2 separate regions of the Homo sapiens genome follow, and region 1 is linked to region 2. A link is a loop called in an ENCODE intact Hi-C map of the cell type or tissue named here. Cell type or tissue: heart left ventricle. All regions are shown on one strand. Each heading gives the region's core, and the rest is flanking DNA. Links, peaks and the distances in the headings are about the cores only. Region 1 overlaps ROR1 (receptor tyrosine kinase like orphan receptor 1). Region 2 overlaps LOC105378771 (a long non-coding RNA gene).

What was found. A loop is a pair of places that touch in the nucleus more often than their neighbours do. Peaks named below come from ENCODE experiments on the same cell type or tissue, not always from the same donor. Only the 100,000 strongest peaks of a DNase experiment are listed, where the experiment ranks them.
Region 1: it touches region 2 in a loop (5-fold over the local background); 10 of 110 quality-filtered maps call a loop at or near these places.

The regions. Positions count from the first base shown.
Region 1 is chr1:63,854,924-63,860,303 of GRCh38, forward strand. All of the region lies in intron 1 of ROR1 (receptor tyrosine kinase like orphan receptor 1), which reads left to right. Among named protein-coding and RNA genes, the nearest start is that of ROR1, 84 kb to the left of the region's middle. In heart left ventricle, for the core only: no CTCF peak of the experiment used is centred there; no DNase peak of the experiment used is centred there; H3K27ac peaks cover 1,591 bases.
Region 2 is chr1:63,696,262-63,701,641 of GRCh38, forward strand. The region is part of intron 1 of LOC105378771 (a long non-coding RNA gene); the gene reads left to right. Among named protein-coding and RNA genes, the nearest start is that of ROR1, 75 kb to the right of the region's middle. In heart left ventricle, for the core only: no CTCF peak of the experiment used is centred there; a DNase peak (open chromatin) is centred at 2,180; H3K27ac peaks cover 3,676 bases.

The DNA.
Region 1 (5,380 bases), core at 281-5,280, 160 kb after region 2:
ACCTAATATAATATAAATGCTATGTAAATAGTTGTTACACTGTATTTTAAAATTTGTATTATTTATTATTATTATTTATTTACTTATTTTTCCAAATATTTTTGATCTGTGGTTGATTGAATCCATGGGTGTGGAACCTGGGGATATGGAGGGCTGACTATATATACTAATGAACACTACTTTGGATTATATGAAAATACCCATTTATGAAATGGACAGTTCAAATGTTTCCTCTTTGACTGTTCTTAACCTGACCTCCCAACTTGAAGTAATCTGTTCCTCTCCTCTAAACAGTTATGTGTACTATGTGTTTGGTAATTAATTATGTACTGACTCATGACATTTGTTTCTGTTCTTATAATACTTTTTGATTTTCAAATACCTTATGACTTTGTTTTTTATTACAATTTGTTTTCCCATCAAGATTGTAAATTCTTGGAGGCAAGGGCAATTATTAAATACTATATTTGATACTTAATTCGCTCCTCTCCTTTGGGGGCTCCAGTTACATGTATATTAGGCCAGTTGAAGTTGTTCCTCAACTCACTGATTCTGTTTACTTTTTTAATTCCCTTTTTCCCTCTGTATCTTATTTTGGATAGTTTTGATTTTTGTGTTTTTGAGTTTACTAATATTTATCCTCTGCAATGTCTAATCTGATGTTAATCCCATCCAGAGTATTTTTCATCGCATACATTGTAGATTTCACCTCTAGAAGTTTGATGTAGCTCTTTTTTTTTTTTTGAGACGTAGTCTTGCTCTGTTGTCAGGCTGGAGTGCAGTGGTATGATCTCGGCTCACTGCAACCTCCGCCTCCCTGGTTCAAGTGATTCTCCTGCCTCAGCCTCCCAAGTAGCTGGGACTATAGGCGCATGCCACCACGCCCCACTAATTTTTTTTTTTTTCTGTATTTTTAGTAGAGACGGCGTTTCACCATGTCGGCCAGGATGGTCTTGATCTCTTGACCTCGTGACCCGCCCACCTCGGCCTCCCAAAGTGCTGGGATTACAGGTGTGAGCTACCACGCCCTGCTGATGTAGCTCTTTTTCATATCTTCAGTGTCTCCACTTACTTTTTGAACTTAGGGAATATAGTTATAATAACCATTTTAATGTTCTGTCTGCTAATTCTAACATCTGTGTCAGTTTTGATTGACTTTTTTTTTTTTCCTCCTCATCAGGGGTTATATTTCCCTGCTTTATGAATGCCTGGTAATTTTTGATTAGATGCCAGACATTGTGAATTTTCCTTGTTGGGTACTGGCTATTTTTGTATTCCTACAAATATTTTTGAACTTTGTTCTGGAATGTGTTTAAGTTGTTTAGAAGCAGTTTGATCCTTTTGGAAAGTCTTGCTTTGAAGATTTGGAAGACTGAAATAGTTGTACTTAGTCTATAACTAATTATTCTCCATGACAGTGAAAACACTCTTCTATGTGCTCTCCTCGTGGCGTGGGGAATCATGAGGTTTTCCAATCTGGAAATATCTTTTTGGATATTTCTTTCCCCAGTGCTGGGTAGTTGCCACACATGTATGCACTGATCAGCACTCTGCTGAATACTTGAGGGGGATTCTCTGTGGCTCTTTCTGCAGCTCTCTTTTCTCTGATACTTGGCCTTGCAAACTCTAGTTGCCTTGGTCTCCCTGGACTGTTAGCTCAATTCACTCAACTCAGGCAGTTCACTGAGCTCTGCCTGAGTTCTCCCTTTCCTCCAGACACCTTGAGCTGGAAATTCTCTCAGGCAGTAAGCTGGAGGACTCGTAGGATTCGTTTCATTTGCCTTCCTTCTTCCAGGGATCACTGCCCTTTACTGACTGTTATACCAGTCTTGACAATTATCCTGTTACTCCAACTTGGCCAGAAATGGAAGTGATACATTTTATTCTTTCTGTCTGAAATAATCCTCCATCCCCAATGTTTAAAAACTGCCATCCTTGACTCCATGTGACTGTGTTAGGAGCCCTTTCTCTGGTCTCTCATCATACCTGTGCTTACAGTAATTTAGTGCGGCACTCCTCTCCCTGCGTTGTTCTTGCATTTTTTTTTACCCTCTCTTTTCTCGTTAGATTTTGTTTCCTTGAGGACAGGGAATGTCTTTAATCTCGGGATTTCTAACACCTAACATAGACTCAGGTGTGTAACAGTTGCTCAATAAGTACTTGTTGAATGAATGAATTAATAAATAAATAGGATTCAATTTTCAAAGTATCTGTTGTTGAACAACTTTCAGAAGTTTTTTTTTTTTTTTACAGAAATGAGATTAGATATGCATCTTCATATATGCAATTGAAATCTCTCTTAAATTTCTAGATAATCAGTTGTTGTTGATGGCTTGGACATGGTTTTTACCTATTTATTTTTTGTAGCCTCTCCTTAGAAGGTGTTAATAAAAGCCACCTAGTTGATGCTTGAAACAACATGTGGAGGTAAAGGGACCAAGAATAGAATAGCCATATTCTATAAACAAACAAAATGAAGACTAACTTTTAGGTATCTGTTTTATGATGGACCCTCAGATGTGGTATATCCCAAGTCTGCCAGGAGGTTGTTCTTATCTGAAGTGCCTTTTCCATGTTGGATGTACTTAGATGCCTTTTATCCAGGTAGACTCAGATGGTCTGCAAATAGCTCTATGGATTTGGCATTGGAAAACCTCATGGTTCCCCAGGCATGGGGAGAGCACATAAAAGTGTTTTCTCTGTCATGGAGAATAAATAGCTGTGAGTCGTTGCATTCTTATCAACTGGAGACAATTGACAGTGGATATGTGCCACTAGAGTTATGGTCAAGTGCAAGTTCATACTATATTTGGATCTTTAAGAGTCGGTAGAATGAACCATATTTGGTAAGCCTCTGAAGACTGTCTTGCTCCATTTCCTCAGCAGCTCTTGGTTACCAAAGGTGACTCTGGAGCCCCACCTCCAAGTCCCCATCCTGCACAGTTGGCATGATGGAAATGGCTTGAGGTTCTTGTTCTTTCAGATTCAGTGTTTTCATCTGTGCAGTAGGATATAAGTAGGATAAGATGTAATTTGTCAGGTTGCTATGAGGAATAAATGAAGTAATAAATGTTAGTTGCCTATCACAGTTTCAGGCACATGGGAACCCTCTCCCCATTCCCCCAAACTTAATTGAAAAGATAGCCATCAGCCTCTGAAGTTGAATTGTGCTGAGTGGTTACTAACATTAAAGACATATGGAGTTATTGTATCTGTATCTTTCACTTATCAGCTTTTCCTTGAAGGTTTAATGTGTGTTCCTTTGCTTTTAGGCCCCATGTTTATTTTCCTGAAATGGTGTCTTCTTGACTTAAAGTACAATCTTTGCTTTTTTATTCTTTTTTCACTGCTCTTGCCTGGTGATCCTGTTGTTTAAAGACATCTCCATCCTTCCCTATCCTTTCCCTTTCAAATCTATGGCCCAGACTGGGGGTGGCTTTAACTAACAACAGCACTTTGCATTAGTTAAGTAGAGTGGAATTTCTCATTCTACCTCTCAGCTATTGATGAAACCTTTCCCTGATGCACAAATTAAGACTGGGTGTATTTTGCATATTTTCCTAGAATGACACAGTGATTCTGTGGCTAAACCAAGATTAGACCCTACCACTTTAAAAAATCTGACTTTTTGCTTAAAGTGTAAACTGTGTTGCTTCTAAAACTACTAGTTGAATTTAACTTTCAAGTGTACTTTGTATTTAAATCTGATGATAGTGTTGTTTTTCCTTTTGTCTTGTTTAGATGAGGGTATTTTCTTCACTTCCCTGACCCCTAGTGCCTCAGTGACCTAGGCAGCAAGTTTTTTGATGCTGTCCAGAATGCTAATTAAGATATTTATTCTCTTTGGCCCTATTGTTTATGATACTTGTAATTATGTCTATTAGATGGTAATCTCTGTTATCTCCCACTATACTAAGTGTACTACTCGGCACATAAAGAAATGTGTGAGTATGTGAATGTATACTCACATGTTTGAATAAATGTGAATAAATCAATATATTTATATAGTTACTGATTTAAATGTGTTCCGTCTTGGGATGTGAGATGGGATAATTGAATAAGAAATTAGCCTGTGTGTGTTAAGGTAGTCAAAGTTTTTATGGTACCTTTGTACAAACTGCCCCTTCTGTTGTGTGTGTGCTGACCCATGTCATGATGCTCAGCATGACTGGAGGAGTCCTGGTGTGTTTCTGTCCTCACTTGCTCCCTGGGTTGGGCGCCCCTCTGCAGGGTACAACCAACACAGTTGTATGAAGACCCTCTGACTTTCATTTTCTGGCTGGCTGGGGGTTTTGGTGTTGAGCGCTTTTAAGTAAGACAGTCACCTTATCCTACTCAATGTTTTCTTGAAGTGCAGGCCCTGTGAAGATGAAGATCCCCTCTTCTATTTTGGGGACACTTTTGTGATGCTTTTATCTGTCTCTCCAGAGTCTGATTTAATGAAAATATGTACCTCCCTCACCACATTCTGCAAAGCTTACTTGAGTTTTTAAAATTTAATAGTAAATATGTTAGTACATGTTGATTCTAGTGCCCAGCACATAGTTTCTGCTCAATACTTAGCTATAATTATTAGTTTATTTAAATTGCCTTAATCATTCATGCAATAAGCAAATGTCCCCCCTGTAGGCTGTTCTCCAGATCTGGGATACAGACATGGGTAAAGCTTGGAGCTTGTGTATAAGTAGCGGGGTCAGTCGCCTGCCAGTTCACTGGAGAGATGCCATGCTTGGAGGGTGGACTGACTGTAAGGCCCTCCCAGTTGTCAGACTCTAGGCTTCTAGTGTGCCCTCCCTCACTGTACAGCTGGTCAATGCATGGCACTAGAAAGTGCAAAGGCTTCAGTGTTGGATGAGTGTGGATTTGAATCCCAGCTGTGTTGTGGACTAGCTCTGAGCTTCAGTCTCTTCCTCTTAAAATGGGAATAATAGGGTAGTTGCAAAGTGTCATTGTTAATTAGGCCCTGGGCTAAGTTCTTTACTCCTGTGATTTTATGAAATCCTCAAACAGCCCTGTGAGGTGTGTCTTGTTAATATCTGTATTTTATAGATGAGGAGCCTGAGGCACAGAAGGGTGAAGAAACTGGCCTAAGTGGTAGAGCTTTTCACTGAACCCAGGCCTATTAGAGAGCAGAGGCCACATTCTTCACTGTTATGCAGTGTCATGCTATGTTATCTGTCCAGACATGTTACGATTCCTGGCACACAGGATCAGAGCAAATAGTAGCTATTATTCTTATTACTATTATTGTTCTAAAATTCAGGCCTTTCTTCACCACACTGACACTGAGTAATATATATTGTAGCTGTTCAATAAAACTTTATTGGATTTAATTGGTTATGAATTTTATGTGTGGGAAGGTGGTTAACTTTCCTATCTG
Region 2 (5,380 bases), core at 149-5,148:
ATTGGGTCATGAGGTTGGAACCCTCATGGATGAAATTAGTGCCCTCATAAAAGAAGCCTGAGGCTGGGCGTAGTAGCTTATGCCTGTAATCCCAGCTACTCGGGAGGCTGAGGCAGGCGAATCACTTGAACCTGGGGAAGCAGAGGTTGCAGTGAGCTGAGATAGCACCACTTCACTCCAGCATGGGTGAAAGAGCAAAACTCCATCTTAAAAAAAAAAAAAAAAAAAAAAAAGAAGCCTGAGACAGACCTTTTGCCCCTTCTGCCATGTGGAAGGTGCTGTCTATGAGCCGAAAATTGGGCCCCTACCAGATACTGAATCTGCCTTGATCTTGGACTTTTTCAGCCTCCAGAACTGTAAGAAATAAATTCTTGTTGTTTATAAGCTACTTGGTTATGATATTTTTTATAGAATCCCAACCAGACTAAGACACGAAGGGTCAGAGGCAAATAGGTCAGTTGCTTTAGGAGGATTCAAATTGATAAACACCTTCCACATACTTTATTTCTTTTTTTAAAATTTTATCCACATGCTTTATTTTAGGTAATAGGTATCCCCTTCAAAGGGCCAGATCAAGGGAGCTCCAGGGAGACATGGACCCCTGCCTGAACCCCATATCTATCTGTGGAATCTGGGTATCTCTCCATCTCTCCAGACTCCTGGGATGATAAGGAGGATGATTTATCTCAGCTACTCAAACACTGAATGGGACTATCTTGTATTTAAGGAGAGAAGAAAGTTGAATGTATTTTTTTTAGGCAGAGTACAGTCAACAGAATACAAAGCGATAGAAGGATGAGGTCAAGGACCCAGGTGGATGGATTCATCCTGGTGGATGGTGGGGATGGAGAATGCAAGGGAGAAGACAAATAGACAAGTCAAGGATGCAGCAGAAGGAAGATGAAGGACTCTCTGATGGTCTTTCTTGGAACAGAAAAATGTAAGGTCTGCGGAGAGTGCAGGGACCAAAAGGTGAAGGGCCGTGCATTGGTCAGGACAGGTTAAATGCTGCAACAAAAAATCCCTAAGTTTTAGTGGCTTCCCATAATGAAAATTTATTTCTTTTCATATCAAGTCCAGACAACGTAGGGTTGGCAGGAGCCTCTGCTCCATGCAGTGATAAGGATCCAGGATCCATCCATTTTATGGCTCCCTCATTTTGTGGGGCCTCAAAGTCCTTTTCTGAACCTTCTTCATCTGTTGGCAAAAGCAGGAAGAAAGAAAACATGGAGGATTGTGTAGGAGATTTTATAGGCCACTCCTGGAGGTGTTGCACATCACTTTTGCTTATGTTTTATTGGCCAAACTTCAGTCACATGACGAATCTTAACTGCAAGGGAGGCTAGGAGGCATCCTCAAACAGTGTGCACAATTCCATCTTGTCTGTGTCCTCAGTGCCCAGTGCCTTGCACAACGTCTGGGCAATAGTGGATACTCAGAAACATCACTGAATAAGTACGTAGGTGAACATGATCTCATTTGGTCCTCACTATTCTCTCTACTGGTACCCTGCTTGAGGTTCAAAGACAACATAGACCTAATGTCCTAGATATGAGCTAAAGGTTGGGCTTATGCTTAGAGCTGGTCTTCCTATGATGCTGATATACTGCAGTGATCCATTCATACTCTTTGCACTTGTATGTTTGCTAGCTGGGGTTAGTCCTGAAGTCTGTAGTTAGTGCCTCTGGCAGAATTATACTGCCTTCCTCTCAGGGAAAGAAATATCAGAGTTTTTCTTTAAAAGCCCAGCACTATAACCAGTTTGAGTTAATGATTCTACAAGTACATTAACCAACTACAATTTCCAATCCAAATATGAGATAACCAGCCCATGATTTGGCTAACCAGATCCTCCCTGAACCATACAGCCCCTTGCTAAACTAGCAAGTCCGAAGATGAATGGACATGTTACTGACTGAGCTAACAAGTCCCCATTTAAGCTAACTAGTTCCTAGGGTCACAAGGTACCACTGATTCGACTGTGTCCTACAGATAAAGTTTAAAACCCAGGACTAGGGTTAATCTTCTCCAACACCTTTATAATGACCCTTTTTATGGATAACATACACTCTAGAAGGGGAAGGAAAGCTGGTGATGTGAGTCATAACTTTCCTAAAGGTCAAATAAAGGGCTCTTTATCAGGCTGGCGAAGCTCGCCTGCAAGTGCAGCATGATGCGAAACCGCGTCGGGCAGGGAATGCCAAGGATATTTTTATAAACAACTCCAGAGCCATCAACAATGTGCGGCTGGTGCAGAGATTCCCATATTTGTAGATGATATTTCATGAGCCAGGGTGCCTCTGAATGAGAGTGAGTGCCAACAAGCTGAAGAAGGAGAGGGAAGCAGAAGCAGGCAGTTCTAACACAAGTCAGTGTTTCAGGCCCGTGGAGACACAGGGGCTGAGGCCGACATCTCTGACTCACTCAGCCTGGTGTGGGGCAGTAGAGGCAGTGCTGGATAGCAAGGCGTTGGGTGGATGGGAAGCGAGTAGGGTCTCCTAGTGCCAGGAGTCCTGCCCAGACTGCAGAAGGCAGCTGGGCCCTTAAGGATAAGAGTTCTGATGGCAAAGGAAACAGGCATCCCATTCAAAGGGCAGATCCATGGAGCCCTCAAGGAACATGGACCCCCCCGCCTAAACCCCAAGTCATCTGGAAAATGTGGCCATCTCTCCAGCCTCCTGATATGACAAGAAGGATGAATTTCCTCAACTACCCAGCTCCAGGCAGGACTGTGTCCCATCTCATGATAAGGCAACTCATTTCAAAGCAATTTAAAGTCCAGGCTTTGGAGTCAGTAGGTTCTAAGTCCCCAGTTACCACCTAGTAGCTATGTGGCCATGGGCAATTCATTCAACCTCTCTGGGCTTCGGTATCCTCTTCTATAGAACAGTGATACTATTTTGCAGGTTAGTGAAGATTTATTTAATGAGATTGTGCATGAAAAAAGCCTAACCAAATGCCCAGAAAGCAGTAGGTACGTAATATACAAGTTTGATTCCCTTCGCCTCAAGCCTGGCTTAGCGCTCTCCGGACCAGGCTTAGGCCTCCCCTTGTCACAGTGGAGCCTTGGATAGGCATGTGCCATCACTTCTGCAGTGCCCACCTTAACTGCCTGCCCACCAGACGTGGGATCCTGCCTTGCTTCCCTGGCCCATGTGGGCCTGCTGATGGCTCCAACCTGCCTGGCAGGAGTTCTCAGGCTATGATCATTCTGAGATCATTCAGGCTTGTAGAGACACAGGGGGTGAGGCTTCATTCTCAGGTTATGATCAAGACTCATGCCCAGCATACTTATTCTTGGAAATAGCACCGTGCAGGCAGGCAAGGTACTGGCAGGTATGGATCAAGGCTGGGAACCTCTGTCAGACTTCACGTAAAGAACTAAAGGCTGCTCATGAATGAAGGCAGCTGTGGCTGGCCTGCCCTCTCCTTCATGTCTCTTTCTAACAATGTCCAAATTAATGTTCTCCAGCTCTGCAGAGGAAATATTCTAAAGCATAGTAGTTTAAACTAAAGAAGGACTAAAAGTCTGACAAAACTTCTACCATGTAATTTATATGTGCTGAGCTGATGTGGATGGGTATATGTTCGTGGTCAACCAGGGAGCCTTCCACATTCTCGAGTCAAGTTGGAGTGGTGTTTATTGTGGTCTAGGGAACTCTTTGGACAGGCAAGACTCCAGGCCAGTGTTTATGACAATGGGGGATCTCTAGATCACCTTTCCCAGGACATCCAGGGATGCTTGTGCACATCTGCACACTACATTTTAGGAACTCTATCCTTCCTTCTTTTTTTTTGTTTCTGTTTTTTGAGACAGAGTCTCGCTCTGTTGCCCAGGCTGGAGTACAGTGGTATGATCTCGGCTCACTGCATCCTCCACCTCCTGAGCTCAAGAGATTCTCCTGCCTTCATCTCCCAAGTAGCAGGGATTATAGGCATGTGCCGGCACACCTGGCTGATTTTTGTAGTTTTAGTAGAGATGGGGTTCCACCATGTTGGCCAGGCTGCTCTTGAACTCCTGACCTCAAATGATCTGCCTGCTTCGGCCTCCCAAGTGCTGGGATTACAGGCGTGAGCCACCACTCCCAGCCCATCCATCCTTCTTGACTCCATCTCCATCCTTCTCCACTCACTCTGCACCAGCCACCGTGGTCTTCCCAACTTGAACACCCTAAGCATTACCCCTGGAGCCTCTGCTTCCACTCCTCCTCTTGCCTGGGAACTCTTTCTTCCTCCATCTCCTTCAGGACTCATCAGAGAGCATCTCACTGGCCATCCTTCATAAAACGGCACCCCCCACAAACTACTATTCCCTTATCATGGTGATTTTTCTTCTTACAACTTAGCTTCAGACCCATTACTACTTATTTTTTATTTACCATCTGTCTGTCTCCTACAAAATCAAGCTCCATGAAGACAGGTTTTCATTTTCATTTTTTTCACTGCCGTCTGCTCAGTTCATAAAACAGCCAGGCCCCTAGTAGGCCTTTAATACTTGGTCAATAGATGTGGGACTTGACCTTCAATTTGGCCTGTTGTCCATATATATAGTGAATTAGGTAGAAAGCTATCATTAATCACTTTACACAGATGAGGAAACTGAAATTCAGAGAGGTTAAGTGACTTGCCCAGGGTCACTAACTAGTTAGAGAGAAGGTCATAACCAGAACCCAGATATCCTGAATCTCAATATTATGCAAATGATGTGAGCCATTTGTGACTCCTTAATTCTTCAGCCCATTTCCCAAAGGACACCATGTTGTGTTGCCTTAAAGACTGCCTTTAAATGGAGCACTGACTCCATTTAAGCTTGATTGATTCTGCTCACAGACTTCTCAGAAATTGGAATTTAGAGGTGATAGGCAGAGACTAGTGCTTTTTAGTACAAACCACTTTTCGGTTTGTCCAGCGTCTACTCTGAACTCTGTTTATTCCAAGTCTAATGCAGAAAATACATGCACTAAAAAACAAATTTAAAATAAATGATAAGTGAGTTAGAAACTGCCTGGGGATGTCAGGAACTTATGCACCGTGCTATGTGGGTTTTGAGTAAATATTTGCTTTGCAAGCCAGGAAGCAATATGTATTTACCAAGGCAGTCTCAGGCTGAAGGGCACACATGCTACTTCTGGGGCTTGGCACGATCTCTCCAGAGAAGTGTGCACGTGGGCCTAAGCACCACGGCGTTCTGCAGAGAGGAGGCAGCTTGGCATCAGAAACCCGGGTTCTCATTTGAATTCTGCCCCTCTCTAGTTGGGCAAATTTGGGCAACTTACTGCTCTCTCTGGGCCTTTTTAGCCCTTAACATCCTATGACTTTAAGACAGACCTGAAAGACTTGTATCAAAATAAAAATAGTTAGAAAGAATAATAAGACCTAG